2 separate regions of the Homo sapiens genome follow, and region 2 is linked to region 1. A link is a contact called in ENCODE Hi-C or POLR2A ChIA-PET data. All regions are on one chromosome and are shown on one strand. The core of a region is the stretch at or near the end of the contact, and the rest is flanking DNA. Distances in the headings are between cores, read along the strand shown. Region 1 overlaps GALNT7 (polypeptide N-acetylgalactosaminyltransferase 7). Region 2 overlaps LOC112268474 (a long non-coding RNA gene).

Region 1 (5,994 bases), core at 902-3,401:
TTTTATGAGTAGTTTAAGGTTTTAGCTCTAGCTGAAATCTATGGATCAAGATACATAAAACAAAACTAAAAGGAAAGCTATAGCATTCCAATTAAATCAATGTTTTAAAAATAGCAACCATTTTATAAATTATAGCAATACATTCTAAATAGCTTGGTAGATATCAAAGAGAACCTTTAATATGGATAGAGAATAAGAAAACCTCACAAACACAATTCACCTTAGATAAAATTACAGTATAAGAATTAATATTTATTTTGGACTCAGGTAAGAGGAGAATTATCTGGCATATAAGGCATGAGTGTAAATGTAAAATATCTTTTTAAAAAATATTTCCCATAGACAAGCTTAAGAAAGATATTAACGATCTTACTAACATGTGCATAGCTCTTAGAATTTTCAAAGCACTTTTACATCTATCATCTCACTTTGTAATTGCAACTAAGATAGCTTTTCTACAAAACAGAAATGCAAAAGGTGTGTAAGTGGGAGAAAAGGTTAAATATTAGAAGCAAATGAATTCATTCAATAAGTCAAAATATTTAATTCATTTGTTTGAATCAGAATACCTCCGATTGTCTGCTTTGTTGGGCAGAAAAAAAGGGTAAGAATATTTCCAAGTGTTTGCATCAGCAGTTCACAGTAAAAGGAAATAAAATCCCAAACTTTATCAGAAGAAAATCTAACCTATCCACAAACAGAATTTTCTACTTCTTCCCATAAACAGGCTCCTTATCCTGACTGGCTCTGCATGAATTCATCTAAACCGGGCAGCAGACCAGTTCAGGTAAACGAGCTTTGGGCAGAGTGGACTGTTCTATCCTAACCAGCCTCTTTCTGTTAATGGCACCACTCCTCTTTGTGTTACTGAGCTTCAAAGCCTTGGATTTATCTTTGATTTCCCCTTCCACTCCATCACCTCCCAAGGCCTACTGCTTCTAACTCTTTTGTTCTCTTACACTGAATCTCCTTTTTCTGGTTCTATAACCTCCACTGGAGTTCCCACTCAAATGCCACTAACCCTCTAACAGGCCTCCACCCCCTAATCTACTCTAACACCTCTACTAGTTTGAAATCCCCAAAGTTCTCTTTATAAACCTTCAGTGGGTCTTCCCAAATACCAGATTCAATGTAGACTCTGTGAATGGCATGTAGTCTTCCAATGCCCTACTATCTTCCCAGCTGTATTTCCCTCCACATACCTCCAGATCCAAGTAAACCGCACTACATGCTCATGTCTTCTACTACATGTTCAAGTGCCCTCTTCCTGAAGGCACCCTACTCATCCTTCAGGGTCTTCCCTAGTATCCCCCTCAGAAAAGAAAACTATCTTTTACTTTTCTTTGAGATGGGCTCTCACTCTATCACTCAGGCTGGAGTGCAGTGGTGTGATCTCGGCTCACTGCAACCTCTGCCTCCTAGGCTCAAGGGATCCTCTCACCTCAGCCTCCCAAGTAGAAGAGACCAGAGGGATGCGCCAACACGCCCAGCTGATTTTTTTGTATTTTTGGTAGAGATGGGGTTTTACCATGTTGCCCAGGCTGGTCTCGAACTCCTGGACTCATGCGATCAGCCCACCTCAGCCTCTGAAAGTGCTGGGATTACAGGCATGAGCCACCATGCCTGGCAAAGTATCCTTTTCTGACTCCCCTGTAACTTGACCTCTCACTCCTCTGAACCACATTATTAAAATACCTTTCTAATGGTTCTTACATTCTGCCTTACATTATGGCATTCTTTCCTTTCTCCCTAGTGGTAGATGGTGAGCCCCTTGAAGGCAGGGACAGTGCATTACATATTAGAGATACTCAATATCTGTTGAACTGTGAAGAAAATCATATTTGTATTTTATAGAAAAAAGTGTGAAGGCAGGTGAAGTCATTCTTGGCTCAAGTCTTTAAAAAAGAAGCAGGCCTCCAGTTCACTCAAAATACTGTTACTCACCCTTTTAACACGCAATCAACAGCCAATAAATTACTCAGTCAGTGAATGTAATTCAAAGCTATCACATACAGAAGTGTGAGTCATGCCAGCAGCTGGACAGTTCTCTCCTGCTTCTAGGGAAGAGAACATTCATCTACAAAGACTACACAACAGCCGCAAGAACGAACAAGCTAACCACAGTGTCAGATGTCACAGCTGGACAAACAGCCCAAGCCTGGTCTCTAAGCTATGCAGGTGCCTCATTTCTATGACAGACAGAGGCAGGAGAACAAGGCTGTTAGGGCCTGTGTTCTGAAGCGGCAAAAAGCCAGCCACAGCAAGCCAGCTTCTGAGGGGCTCCAAGCACATTCCCCATGAGGGATGAGGATGAGGAAGGGTGCATCCTCATGTGCACAATATGGATGTGCGATATGTTTTCAATATGTTGCTAGTAAAAGCAGACAAGTGCTAATATGCATATTAGGTAATATGCAACACTTAGGCGATTTTTATTCATGGTTGGTTATTATTTTAGAGAAAAATTCCAAAGATTGTCCACATTCTAAAGTATAAATAATTTTACTTAGAAAAGTATGTTATACTCTACACTGAATTGTAAGTGTTCAAAAAGGAATGAAGCCTATCTCATTTTTTTTAAGTGGGAGAAAGAATCCAGTTTAAAAAATAATTTGGATTCAGTTTAAAAAAGTTTCTGGGATTTATTATATTTGGGCATTTTGAAATATTAAAAAATGACTTTTATCACTAGTATAGGATTTCAAAGAGAGGCTTAGGAGCATTTACTAAAATAGATTTGGGCCTTTTAATTTTACTGGAGACACAATATTTACAGAAATAATACACAAAAACATGCAATGTCCTATTTCTAGGCACTGCTCCAGTTGTGCCAGAGGAAAGAACACGGGACAGAACTGGCTATGCAAGGCATGGAAGAAGGAAAGAAAGGAGACAGGAAGGAAACTGCGGGGTGCAAGGAGGACTCAGAGATGCGAGGTTCCCATGGAAATCAGTGTGTCTGAAATTTTCAAAGGAAATGAAGGCTTTAGCATCATGGAAGGTACTAGTAGAAGCAAGAGGATGTAGACAAGGCAATGTGTGACATTTATGTTTTCCAAAAAGCAACAGAGCCTATCAAAGCTAAATAGTAACTGAAAACATTCGAATGTTGACAACAAGGTAAGGAAGAAAATACCATAGCAGTAAAAACAGCTAATAATACTCAGGTTTCTAACCAACAGGCTAATAAAAGACTTTTTGTAGTCAATTATGTCATTTTAATTCTAATGCTAATCCTGAGAGATTGGTATGGTTAGATCTGTCTTAACGTTTAGGTAACTGAGGGTTAGAGAGGACAAGTAACTGGTCAAAGATCTCACATCTAGTGATGGCATCAAGGTTTGAACCCTGGCTGATTTCATTCACACGTTCATTCATTCTCGACAGATATTTACCAACTGGGTACTACTACTGAGTTCCTACTTGTCAGTTACTAGGCTTACAAATAGGCATAGTTCTTGCTCTTAGGAACTTATCTAATGAGAAAGGCAGCCAATAAACAACTTAATAAACCAATATCTAATTATAAAATTTGATAGATACCATGAAGAAAATGGCTAAAGAGAAGTAATAGAGAATAAAGTGGGGCCTTAGCAAATTAGACAGCATGGTTAGAGAAGTGCAAGAGAGGCCTAAAGGATGGGAAGGAGCCAGCCCGTCATGGGAAGAAAGGAACAAGCATTCATGGAGGAGGGAAGAGCATATGCAGAAGACCTGAGACAGGCCAGCACAGCTGGACTATGTGGGCAAGAAGTATAGTAGCAAGAAGAGGTCTGCAAGGTGGGTAAGGGCCACAGCGTGGGGGCTGCTGCACGTTAGGAGTTTGGGTTTTAAGTGCAATGGGAAGGCACAGAATGGTTTTAGATTTGGGTTTCTAAAAGACCACACTGATTTCTGTCTGAAAAAAAAGACAGTAAGAGGCAAGAGTAGAAATGGAAAGACCAGTAACGAGACTTCTGCAGGATTCCAGGAGAGATGATGGTTGCATGGCCTCAGGTGGAGGTAGAGGAGAGGAAAGAAGCGGACCTCAGAAGTGATCTGGGCTACATTTTGGTGGCAGAACCAAGGGGCCTTGCTGATGGACTGGATGTGAGGGGTGAAGGGGAGGAAGGCACAGAGGATGTCTCTAAATCCTGTGCCCTGCTTTAAGCCTTGTACATCATTTAATTTTCTTATTTCTTATATTGAAAAGTTAGCTATATTTATATTGGTGTTTTAAGTGACATATTTTTAAATAAACAGTTTATGTGCTAAAATTTCTTGTTTCCACACTGTTAAGCTCACCCTCTGATTGTAACATCTGCACTGAGGTACACTACTCAGAGAGAGAGATATATACCTCAGGTGTGCAGTGATGGAGACAAAGGGGCTTTCACACCAAATCACCTAGGGGCGACTCACAGTTTTGCCATTCTTCTAGGTAAATGCAAAGAAGTCACAACTCTGTCTGAGCCTCAGACTTCACACACACAGGTAAGAGCTCTCTCACAGTTTGGTTGTGAGAATTCAATAACTTTATACTAAGTCCCAGCCTGCAGCAGAAAGTCCCTTCCCTTCTCCCTCATTACAGTGATGAAATGCCACCAGTCATTTCGCAAAGCACCTCTGTAACAGAGATGAGGGATCTGACTGAGTGCTGCACTGAGGATAACTGAGACACGTTCTAGACGAGGGACTCGAGATCCTGTTAGGGGTCCTAAAGGGTCCTCACATGGCAGCTGTAACTCTTTAACAACCATCTTTATCTCCTGACTAAGACTGCCAGATAAAACACAGAACACCGAGTTAAAATTGGATTTCAGGGAAATCCAATTTAAAAAAATTTTTAAGTATGTCCCATGCAATATTTGGAACATATACTAAATTTTTTAACCATTTATCTGAAATTCAAATTTAATTGGGCATCTTGTATTTTTATTTGCTAAATCTGGCAATGCTATCTATGACTAGGCAAGTCTCTACTGGGAATAAATTACTCTAAGATTCTTCCTTCACAGCCCTGGGAGATGCTCTGACTGTTCTCTGTATAAGAGGTTGTATCACTCACCATCACACTGCTGCACTTCCACTCCTACCTTCTTTGCACATTTCACTCATCTCTTCTCACTTTTACCAGTAAATGTACAGGAATGCTCAAAGTCTATTAAATGGCATTATATTGGACACAGGATTTTACTTAGCGGTCATAAAGAATGCTGGTGAATAGGTGTGAGTGTGTGTGTGTACATGCATACGTGTATGTGAACAGGTATGGGAGTGTGAGCACCTGCTGTATTAACCTTTTAAAAATGAAGATTATGCTAACAATACATCATCAGGAATACATTTTGAGTGTTTTCTAGTAGCAGTGAATTAAATTTCCAACTACATTAATGAAAGCTATGTAGATCCTATAGTAGTAGAACCAGTTATTGAATAAACTGAAAGAGAAAAGCTTTGAGTTCATTCAGTAATCACTATCCATCAAAAGTTAAGAGCTGAAAATCCTTCATTTAAAAATCATACTACATGAAAAGAATTGGAAATCTTAGGTCACAGTTTTATCTATCTGAGTGTTACTTTTGCATATAGTAAAGTGTTTCAATTTCCAGTTTCAGTACTGAGGGAAAAAAATTAAAGGAAACATAAATCTAGTTAATGATGTGAGACACCCAGAACACTGTTACTGTTTGCTATTGTTCCACAACAAGATAAGGCACTTGCTCCAGAATGAAAATCAACAAATCAAGGAAGTTTTGCTATTAAAAAGTTGTCACTTAAACTAAACAAAATATTTAATAGTGTAGTTGACTTACATCCTGGTGCAAGCTCATTTTCTCACTGTGGACTGGTAACAAAAAATTCATTGACCAGTGCCAGTCTGGGGACCATATTTTGAATAGCACTGACGTAGAGGGCCCCAGAATTTTATACAGCCCACCTTCAATACAATGGCATAAATGGAGGGACTGCCTCCTTCTGACCATTTTGCTGTTCAAAGATCCTCTTATTTCC
Region 2 (6,038 bases), core at 2,534-5,033, 160 kb before region 1:
GATGTGATTGTGTGTGGGGTGTGTGTGTGGTGTGTGTGATGATGTGACTGTGTGTGTGTGTGTGTGTGTGTGTGTGTGTGTGTGTGTGTGTTTGGGTGTGTGTGTGATGATGTGATGAAATCCGGAGAGTTCTAGGCTATTTCTATTTTCTTCTTATGTGTATATTCTTATAAAGCAGAACTCTTGCAGCTGATGGTTCCTCAGAAACCATCACTCTGAGGAAATGGCTTCCAAAAACAAACCAAGCACGCTAGTCCTAGAGGCCGTCACACGAAGGGAGAGGGCCCCAGGAGCCGGGGGATAGCCCCAGACGCTTTCTAGGTTTGACTTTGAAATTTGGTTTCAAACTTTTACAATTAAAATAATTTATTTTTATTATTTTTAAGAGACGGGGTCCCACTCTGTTGCCCAGGCTGGAGTGCAGTGATGCAATCATAGCTCCCTGCAGCCTGCAACTCCTGGGCTTAAGCGATCCTCCCACCTCAGTCTCCTCAGTCACCCGGACCACAGGCGCGCCACCGCGCCTGGCACTGGAGTTTGAAATTTGGAAACTTCCTTCCTTTTGAGCAGAGGTATGAGATCATCGGAGCTGTGCTGTAGGACGATATATCTAGCAGCCACAAGATGGGCACAAGGAGTGGCTGGCAGCGGGGAGCATCGTTTGGGAGGTTCTTATGGCAGACAGGATCTGCGCACAGGCGTCTGAGCCGTGCGTTGGGAGTGAGCATGGAAATGAGGAGGCCGTTGTCGGGACAGAATCCCTCCCACTTGGCAAATGTTTAAATAAAGAGGCTTTGAGCAGGATAAGTCATCGTAAGAGATGACACTCAGATAACTAGGAAAACGTTAGGGCCTCTGACTGGAAGTGGGCAGATGACTTTGGGGCGGCAGTATTGCTGCTGTCCCTCCCTGGCTCATCTACACTGCGGGAGAGGAGACTGCACGGCCCCTGCCCTCCCAGGTACTCAAAACACCCCGAGGCGCACATGCTGGTCTTACCAGGGCCTCCTAGAGACTTGCCAGTGGGGCGCTTCAATATGACAATCAGCCTTTTTTTCAAAATATGTTTTCTTTCGCATGATTTTATTGGTGGTGCTTTAAGACCCTATGTCATTTCTCCAGCTCTTGGTGTGTTCATGCAGCCACACAGCACAGTGGAAGGAGCAATGGATTTGGAGGCAGATAGGCCTGGTTTAAATCCTGAAACCTCACTTCTCCTGTATAAAACTGACCAGAAGAGATCATGTTTGTTTTAGGCTTCTAAGGTTCTTAATTAAGTAACTTGGGCACGCTATTTGGTTTCTCTGAGCCTCAATCCTATCCAGAACAAAGGTGAAATACCTGTAATACCAATGTCACAGATTTGCCATGAGAAATAAAGGTCGTTTGGAGACAGACTAAGTAATTGGTAAATGCCAGTTCTCTTTCCCTTTAAAGAAAAGGCTATTTGGAGGCCCCTGTGTGAGTCTGTCAGACAAATTCAGCATCAGCACAGAGACTGATATAATGGCCATGGTTATCTGGGGCCACTTTTTGCAAGAAATGCTGAGCTGTCATGATACAAAACACTCAAAAATTAAATCTACTAAGCTGGCGTACAGTTTGGGACTTAGGATATTCACTGGTCCGCAAGAAATAAAAAGGAAACGGGGGTTACACAATGCATCTCTGTTCTAGTTACTCAATCTTTACCCAACTGAAACCTCACTTCACAACAGATTAGCCACAGCCCCTAAGGGCAATAAAATCCTGAATTGCAAACCCTGTTTTGCCACCTCACAGAACTTTCATAAATCTCAGCTGCAGTGAATGCATCTCCTATTTAATTTATGAAATGACTATTTTGAGAGACTATTCACACTAGTCATCTTTATTAGTCCTTCTGCCAACTCTCCAATTTGGGGGAAGAAGAAATTAACATGCAATATTAACGCTTTTATTGTGCATATAAATTTGCTGTTTTCAAGGGATATAGGGCAATATATGGGATGTGAGCCTGGTAGATAATTTCCAGAGTTGGGTCACTGCTGCTTCCCTCTTATTCTGGAGACAGGCAAAAACTACTGGTTACCAAAATACCAGTGAACAAGTGTCCTATAGCAAGCAAGCACGCAGTGCCCACCAAGGAGTGCACGATGTCAACTATTCACACCCTAGGGAGGAGAAAACTAAGAGAGAGTGCTTGAAGTGATGATGTTGCACCTTTACAAGAGTCAGGGATGAGAATGCCAGCACCAGCCACAGAAGCACACACTCTTTTCAACAGTGGAAAAATGGGGAAAGCTGTGCACCCAGCCACAGCTGCTGTGAACACAGCTGACAAGAAGCACCCTTCTAGTTCTGCTCTTGTAGATGAGAACACCCACCCCTTTCTTCATTTAACCTAAGCCATCCCCCATTCAAACGACATGATCAAGAGGGCATGAGGGCTCTGGGTTGGAGCTGTGCTTGGCAGCGTAACCTTTCCTTTCCAACTCCTTGCTTAAGGATCCCCTGTACGTCACCATGTGGCCTCACCAAGACTCACCCCATCAGGGTGAAGAAGACAGCAGGGACCACTGCAGGAAGCTGAGTTTGCTACTTGGGTAGATGCTCACAGAGTGTGAGATGCAACTTGTTTCCTAAGGTTCAGGGCTATGAGACTCCAGAATGCATTACAGAAAACATTACTTGGAATTATCCTCTGTTGATTTTAAAGAAACTGGTGAGGAGATGACTTTCTGGGCTGATTGTGTTAAATTTAAACAGGCACAGATGTCAGGGAGGAAGGCCCAGGCTGCTCCAGTGGAGCCTCACAGGATGGCAATACAGAGGAGTGGCCAAAGTGTTCCGGGGTCTGACCCTCAGCCATGCAGGTCCCAAGAGAGGATTTTGTCTGTGTTGCTGGGTGATTAGGTTGAAACTGACCCGTGCTAACCAAACTCTCAAACAAAACCCACATTTATTTATTTGTAACAGGTACACAATAAGCCTTTCCAAGGATCTCCAAACTTGTTCCCTCAATCTTGGACACATTCTGCCCATTATCAAGGTACCTGGGAGACCAAATTCATAATCAGGTTGTTGCTTGTGAACAAGGATTCAGAGCAAAAGCATTGCATAACCTTAAGGGGTGCAGCATCCAGATATTGGAGAAGACTTCTGAATGAAATGTACTTTCTAGATAATCTGAACATGAGTAGCTACCAAGAAACATGTCTCTCTCCTCTGGAAAGTTAGATAATCACAACAAATTCTCACTGCCTGGCCTCCTCTTACCTCAATATGTGCAGATTTTCTAGCTGCCACACATCCACTCACATGATTCCCCTTTTTCTTCAGATGGATCACAGTTCCTGCTGCCTGTAATCTATTCAGTCATTTTCCTGAACCTTTACCTGGCTCATCTTAACTATCCCCAATATTTGTTGCTGTTCATTACCAGCTCTCAGAGAGGGTTACTGATGGTTGCTGTTGTCAATGACTCGTTGGTTCTTATTAGCTCCTCTGATGGAATGGTTTTCGAGTTCTGGGGGCACTTTAATGCATGCATGACAAGCTCCTACAGCTTTCCTGGAGGCTGGAAGATGCCTCCTGTAGACTTGTTCAGCACCAATTGTTCTGTTCATCTGTGGAATGAGCTTGTAATGTGTTTTATTTATTTTGTCTCCACACGTTCTCACCTTCCTAGAGGAAGAGGTGAATAAACTGCCCTGCCTATCCTCACAAGAAAGTAATTTTTTCACCTTAGGTGGGCCATCTGCTTCTCCTAACAACTCTGCTTTGCCTTGAATTGAATACATCTTGTCCCAGGCATTTTGCCAGCTGTAGGCTCCAGGAAATGGAGCAACTAAAAGTGGTTTCCTTATGATGTCAAGGTCTTATTATTTTCTTTCTTTTTTTTTTTTGGAAATGCAACTTATGAGATCAACCCAAAGGAAATTGTGCATCAGTGTCCATAGGGGTGGTTCACAGAGTGGCAGGAGTCTCTGAGCAACAGTCTAAGCTGTATATGAATTTCTTAAGAATTAATCCCATTGCACATGTCGGTAGATGTGGCAGGGACCTGACAGATGGGGGAAATTGAGTATTTCCTTTAGGACTCAAAAGAGACTCCTAAGCTAGAGATTCTCAACCTGGGATGAAGATCCAAGTCACCTGCGAGGTTTTCAGTCTTCATGCCTTGGTCCCATTCAGCTGGCTGCTTCTGGTACCCAGCTGTGTGGAGAACAACTCTCCTAAGCCACTTGGAATCAAAGCTCCCAAGTTATTGGGGGAAAAGATTACCCAAGGCAAAGAGCCAGAATGTGCAGTCTTAATTCAGAAGATGGGAAGCAGTGGGACGCAACAGTAAACTGAGGGCGTTTTCTGATGTGATCATCCACAGACTCAGGATTATAGCAAGCAGTAAGTCACGAAGAGCATGAGGCAGCCTTGGGCTGGTGACCATGGGCCACTCAGGCCAACAGAGGGGATTTTCTCCTGCTTCAGCTCAGAGACAGAGTATCAGCAAGGGCAGCATCACCTGAGCGATGTTAAGAGGCAAAGCAAAACAGTAGCTCCTTCCGGGAATCAAGGCATCAACATGGGAGCCATTTTATTGAGGTGAGAAACAGAAGAAGAAATGGTAGGGATCATGAGATAGAAGAAAACAGCATTCATGGCCTTGTTCTAACATAAATGTGAGAGATGGCCTTGAGATTTGCGGAACTACTCAGAAGAGACGGGGCCATGGCTTATATTCAGCCAATACACACAGGCATGATGTTACTGCAGGTAGAAACTGGAAATTCTGCCCTGATGGTTGGTAAGTAGCTTAAGTTAGACCACATGCCACCAAATGACATCATGCAGTGGCCACTGCATGAGTGGTTTTGGGACTTGGGACTGGTGCATCTGGACAGGGCAGCATGATATAAGAAGACCAAGGTGGAAGCTGAGACAGACACAGTGCCTACTTGCTGCTCAGGAGGGGTCCAGGGTTGGCAGGAGTAGCAGAACAAGCTGGGCTAGTGACAGGGTTGTAGATGGGGCAGAAGCAAAAGTACTCTGGGTACACAGATGAGGTGAAAAACGCTAGCATTCTAAACACAGTGGGCACCCCACCCAATCACTCTCCTGCTGAGGCACATGCCTGGGACCACACCTAATAACCATCGACACAAGGAGAAGCCATTGGAAGCATTTAGTACAGTTTCCTCCATAAAACTGTAGCTTAGAGACAAGCAGCATTTAGTTTAGTGAGAGCTTACCAAACATAAGACCATACCATTAATTTCTAAAAATCAATAATGATTTAGAAATTATTAGAATGATTTGATGAAAATGTTGCCTTGTAAGCTACATTACACTGTAAACAGTTTCATGATACATAGTTTAAAGACTAGAAAGGAAATATTTTTAATTTTTATTTATATACTGATTTATAGAAATACATTTATTTATTAAAATATGCCACCATACAGGTTGCTAAATATGTTGCAATTTATCCTCAGATTGAGCAATGTGGAACTAGGGGGATGGTGATTCAGCTGATGTGGTTTGAGATGGTTGTAACCCCGACCCCCATTCTGGGTTGGTCCAACCTGGGAAAAGATAGGTTTCACTTGATTTACAAATAAAACATTATTTACTGTTTGCTGCTGAGGACTGGGCCCACCAAACCTAGTTAGTAGTTCCAAGTCATCACTGTTCTCATACTTCCTGAATCTTTGTAGCCACAAGGTACAAACTGTACAAAAGAAATTGCTAAGTTAGGCTTTTAGTGTCTTTGCCAGGACAGTGTTAGATCAGAAGTTCATTCATTTGATAAATAGTTATTGAGTACTTAAACGGTGCCTGGCACAGTTCTAGACACTGAGGATGCATAAAACAATAAAACGGGAAATCTCTACTCTCATGTAGCCAACGAGCAATTGCAGGTGGTGGGCATTATTCAAAGGCTAATAATGATAGATGGAGCTAAGGAGGAAGTTGGAATCCCATCTCAGCACTGTCTCACTGCACACTCTGCCCTTCTTGGGTTAGAGTCACTAGAGCAACATGATTAACAGCACAGA

Evidence for each region. A loop is a pair of places that touch in the nucleus more often than their neighbours do. ChIA-PET counts read pairs that join two places held with the same protein, here RNA polymerase II (POLR2A). Pooled maps may share reads with other maps.
Region 2: a map of endothelial cell of umbilical vein shows a loop between it and region 1 (6-fold over the local background). The contact joins two enhancer-like sites. A Hi-C loop is called at or near these places in 4 of 168 maps with a recorded cell type or tissue (A673, PC-9, endothelial cell of umbilical vein and 1 more), 1 of 37 single-sample maps with no recorded cell type and 9 of 50 pooled maps. POLR2A ChIA-PET finds 5 or more read pairs at or near these places in 2 of 52 experiments (activated CD4-positive, alpha-beta T cell and activated T-cell).

The regions. Positions count from the first base shown.
Region 1 is chr4:173,248,553-173,254,546 of GRCh38, reverse strand. The region is part of intron 2 of GALNT7 (polypeptide N-acetylgalactosaminyltransferase 7); the gene reads right to left. Among named protein-coding and RNA genes, the nearest start is that of MIR548T, 17 kb to the left of the region's middle. Within about 2 kb of position 2,151, at least 6 of the 41 ENCODE cell types and tissues checked have a DNase peak (open chromatin) inside an H3K27ac peak, as active enhancers do; they include A673, where a contact is called at or near this core.
Region 2 is chr4:173,410,965-173,417,002 of GRCh38, reverse strand. LOC112268474 (a long non-coding RNA gene) reads right to left here. Exons shown (of 3, transcript XR_002959832.2): 3 at 2,923-6,038. It also overlaps a transcript of SCRG1 not described here. Among named protein-coding and RNA genes, the nearest start is that of SCRG1, 15 kb to the right of the region's middle. Within about 2 kb of position 3,783, at least 2 of the 41 ENCODE cell types and tissues checked have a DNase peak (open chromatin) inside an H3K27ac peak, as active enhancers do; they include A673, where a contact is called at or near this core.